Linked DNA regions of Homo sapiens: region 2 is linked to region 1. The links are chromatin loops, found by intact Hi-C in ENCODE. Cell type or tissue: breast epithelium. All regions are shown on one strand.

The links. Peaks named below come from ENCODE experiments on the same cell type or tissue, not always from the same donor. Only the 100,000 strongest peaks of a DNase experiment are listed, where the experiment ranks them.
Region 2: a loop joins it to region 1, with 15 times the contacts of the local background. A loop is called at or near these places in 3 of 110 quality-filtered maps.

What each region holds. Positions count from the first base shown.
Region 1 is chr3:149,976,507-149,979,006 of GRCh38, forward strand. No RefSeq gene overlaps it. Among named protein-coding and RNA genes, the nearest start is that of PFN2, 6.9 kb to the left of the region's middle. In breast epithelium, no CTCF peak of the experiment used is centred here; no DNase peak of the experiment used is centred here.
Region 2 is chr3:150,376,482-150,378,981 of GRCh38, forward strand. No RefSeq gene overlaps it. Among named protein-coding and RNA genes, the nearest start is that of TSC22D2, 31 kb to the right of the region's middle. In breast epithelium, no CTCF peak of the experiment used is centred here; no DNase peak of the experiment used is centred here; H3K27ac peaks cover 443 bases.

The DNA of each region.
Region 1 (2,500 bases):
TATTTTTCATTGTTAATGACTGTGCAGTAGTCCATCAAGTGGCTGTATCATAAGTTATCATTTCTTATTGAAATATCAGGTAAGTTGAGAAAAAATAACCAAAAAAAAACTTCTTTATGATCTGTGTGGTGGTGAACTTTGAATTGTGTGGAAATGGATGAAATACATTCTTTTAAATGTCTGATGGCAAGATTTAAAATATGAAGTGTGGCACTTAATTCAGTTAATCAAATGTGATAGACATTGCTGGTTTGCCTATCCAGTATGTACTCTTCTTCCTTGCTAACAGAATCTTGAATTTGCTTGAGATAATAGTAAATAATTTAAAATACCTCCATAAATGCCCTTCCAGCTAGGGTGGTCATCTAGTCCATTGGCCAATAAACTAGATCAAAAGCTACTTCATGGAAAGCTATTTTTTCCTTGATACCTATATCTTTCTGTAAAGGACTGCTCAGCTGGCATAAGCTTTCTACTTTTAACCTGTCTTTTCTCTTGTCCAGATTGTGATTCAGTGTCAAAGTGGGGCAGTCATTCGTAAGTGCTGAGCATTGTGGAGCAGGAGGGGAAAGGGGCCTGTTCTCTCAAGGACCTTCACTATCCATTCATTTCCTACCCCCAGACTCTTGTTAGATTGGGTAAATAAACTCCTTACTTGGTTAAAGTACTGTAATCAGCCTGTGTTAAGTGCAACCAGACCCTGCTCTAACCAGAATATCCATTTTGCTATCCCACTTCAGGTCTCTAAGCATTCTAGTTTATCCAGTTTTGCTTTTCCATAATGAGTTAAGCTCTTGAGGAAATGCTTTACATCTATTGCATCCCTATTGTAATAATGACTGAATTAGCCATATCATAGAAAATTGCTCTACTGTTTGTTTTTTTTTTTTTGGCAATAATACATTAAATAGTGCCCTAGAGGCTTCAACGATTTCGTGTACCTCCCTAAATATCACATTAGCTGACAGAAAATTCCTTATGAGTTATGACTCATTTTTTCTGATTTGATGCAGAAAAGAGAATTCTGGAAGCACATGTAGAGCATTTCATTCCAAGTTATATGTGAACTTGAGAGATGTTTTTTGTAGAATTCCAAGGGTAAAGGCACAAAGCCTACAAAAACATTGGCCATCTTGTTATCTGATATGAGAGAAATGCAGGCAATCCATCAAAACACCCCCCAAAGAGATTACATGTCTAATTTTTCTTCATCTCAGTCCCAGAGGACAAATAATAAAATTTAATTAAGTAGCTGTTTCCCCCAAAAAAGTATTAAATGAGGCTTTTAAAATCTTTTATTTTTACCCAATGAAACTCAGATATCACTTCTGGGAAAAATTCTTTCTGGGTTCACAAACATACTGACAGAGAACTAAAAGGAAAGTGTAAATTGAGCAATGGCTGTGTTCCATTTACAAGCATTTTAAAAGTGAATGTCAAATATATAGATGTCTAAATCATTTGATTTTCAAAGAATGTAAACTTCACCACCACCAGCTACAGCACCCGCATTCTTATTGAGAAATTTATATTAGGTAGCTAATTATGCACATAATAAGACTGTCAAAGATCATGTTGACACCTTATCCCACTTTACCATTTCAGGCTGATCCAAACTCATAATATGAATAGATGGACATTGACCAAAGAGACCAGCAGCAGAACAAAAGCATAAACAAACATGAGAGTAGGCTAATTTTACCAACCTGAGGTCAAAAGTAAGTATTTTTAGAAGTAAGTGAGTAACTAGATGAAGTAGATGATGAAGGTGGTATGCAGGACTGTTAATAACTGAAATTCCAAATAGAATCCAGGGAGGTTAAAGTGAAACACTTTCAATACGATGCCTTTATGTTGTAGAGGTTAGACTCACTTGATGACTTACATGGCTTGTTTTCAAGACCTCTTGAACAAAATATTTAATTGGAACAATTTATTTGCTATCAGTTCTTTTAGTGGATAGTAGATATTCCTGGTAATATTTACATTTTTCAAGTCATATAACAAGTATTGAGCTCTTGCTCTTGTTACATATAACAAGTATTGTAGCTCTTGTTACAGGTAACAAGTGTTGCAGCTCTTGCTACCGCTGTACTTGTTGGTATGTATTAAGGATAACATTTGTTAAAAAGGCCCTTGCCCTCTGATTTAAAGTCAGGCAGGAAAGTAATGCATGCAAAGCACGTGAGCAATGTGGTCTGGCTGTAGAGTATGTGAGAGGCAAACAAGGATATGAACTAATTATATTACCATTAGATCACAAAATCAGGTGGTAAACACTCTAGAAGGGCAGAGATGGTGAAAATTAATGGAGGCTGGAGTTATAAGAAACTAATAAAACAATGTTTCATAGAAAAGACCCAAGTACTGTTAGACCTTAAGGAATGGGTAGAACTGAAGTTTGGTTTTCAAAATCATAGAGACAGCATAAGCCACTGATTCCCCCTTCCACTAGAAAAAGCAGCCCACAGAATGAGAGAAGATATTTGCAACACATACA
Region 2 (2,500 bases), 400 kb after region 1:
CCCAACTGACCTGCTTTTTTTCTGCCTTTATTTCCAACACAGTGTTGTCTCTACAGACTATCAACTAAGTCCTGGTTTTTCCTCACAGAATTCCATTCTCAGCCCTATCCCTACACCACAGTTGACACATGCACTAGTTGGTTAACATATGTTTTATTACTCCCTCATGATTCTCACTGGACCTCTGAGTGACCTTGAAGTGCTGTGGTCATTTCCCCAGTGCTTTCCTCCAATACTTTGGTGGTATGGAGCTTGGCTTCAGGTTTGTTGTCATCTCATTTACTTGTTTAGTTTCCAGTTGGCTGGGAGCCAGCACTCTGCACTCTGCTCCATGCTTACGTTGCAAGCTACCTATCCAGGTCACAATTTTTATTTTTGTGTCTCTCACTATTTGAGGGAGTAAATCCAACACAAAGCAGTGAAGGTGAATGACAAGGGAAGAAATTAACAAGGGCTCTGGGATGCTCTTAGAGCATGAATTGCAGAGCAGAAGAGGTCCTAGATGCCAGCTAGTCCAATTCTATCATTTTCCAGGCAGAGTTGATACCTCCGAGTTTAAAGTCATAAGCCATTCAAATAAATTAATACAAGAGCTGCCAGGAGGAACATTTCCAAGTGGTTGAAATCTTTGACTTTGAAATCATGTAGACCTGGGTTAAAATCCCAAGCTGTGTGGCCTTGTACAATTAATGTAAACGCACAAATCCATAGTATTCTAATCTATTAAAATGGGGATAATAACAACTGTCTTACTGGGTTAAGCTGAATATATGATTGCTATTCATTTTTAACCAAAAACCACCTCTATTGATTTTTAGTCAAATGCTTTTTACAAGGTAATGTTACTATTATGGTTCTAGTGCCAATCTTCCAAGATTTCTAATCTTTACTAACAGTGGTCTGACTTTGAACAACTTATTTACAAAACTGTGTTTCAGTTGATTAATCCATAATACAAAGCTAATAATGATACCTAGTAAATAGGTAGATGTAAGAATTAAATAGATAATCCTTGTAAATATAGCATTTCACATAGAGTTTAGCATGTAAAAAGCAACAAAGCATTGAAAGTTCTATATAGTCTCAAATGCCCAGAACAAATGAATGATCAGGATACTCTCCTCCCATGTACTCTCAGAAACAGATCCAAGGTTATACACTTGGTTCTTTTTGGCTCACAGTGCTTATATTCATTTATTCAACCTGGGGCTTAAACAATAGGTAGCATTAGACCATGTAGAGATGGAAAAAAAAATTTTTTCCACCAAATCAACCACTATGAGCAAAGAAGAGAAAGGGGAAGGTGCATGACATGTCTCTTAAACAGTAAGTAAATCTGTTTGGTTTCAAAGGCTTCAAATTGCCCTCCCCACCTGTAGACTCATCCCCTCCTTGCTGCTACCAGAAACAAAATACCAATTTGAGCATGATTACAATTTTCCCAATTTTAGTGTTCCACATCAAATTCAAAAATAAAGTCCCAACCCCTTAGCACAACCTCCCAGGCCTGTCACAATCTCTCTCTGCCTAACTTGCTAGCCTCAATTCCTCCACTCTGCCAACTGCCCTCCCTGAGACATGTGCATTTATCTGAATCATCTGACTCACCTTCAGCCCTTTGCATGAGTTGTTGTTTCCTTGGCCAAAAACATTGCCCTACTAGGCCTTTAAAACTTAGTTCAGAGGTTGCCTGTAGGAAGTCTTCTTTGACACCCTTTGCCTATCCCTGACACTCCCCCAACACAAACAAGAGCAGAGGTCCTCCTTGGAAGTCCCATAGCATCGTATGTTTACCTTAAGCAAAACTGGCAAGACATGGATTCCACATTTGTATCTCTCTCCCTCTAGAATGCAAGTTCCCTGACCACAGAGGTTGGGTCTTTTAAAGAACCTACTGTGTGCTGAGCGCTGTTGTAAGCACTGAGAAATAAAGAACAAGAGAGGCGAAGTCCCTGATGTCTCGGAGTTTATGGTCTTATGCGGTAAGTCAGACAATTAACAAACAGATAAAAGCATAGTGATAAGTGCTACTCTAGTGTACTAAAGAGTAGTAAGAGAGAAAAAGGAAAACATAAGATCATGTGGTCTAATCACGGCAGAGAATTGAGGAGGAGCCAGTGATGCCTGGAACCAGGGCAAGACTGCTTGATCCTGAGGGCAGAGTAAGAGCTCAGATATTTGCGGAGGGAAGGAAGGAGCTGGTTGAGATCTAGTTCAAGGATATAAAAGGGATTCAAACTCCTTCCATATAGAAACCAGTAGTACAGTAACTTTCCAGTCCAGGAACAAAACGCAGAGAAAAGCACCAACATTTTCAGGTCTAGTTCAGACTTGGAGCCTTGGAAGGTGATAATGGTTTGGATCTGTGTCCCCACCAAATATAATGTTGAATTGTAATCCCCAGTGTTGGAGGCAGGGTCTGGTGGGAGGCGATCAGATCATGAGGGCGGAGTTCTCATGGATGGTTTAGCACCATCCTCCCTTGGTACCATATAGTGAG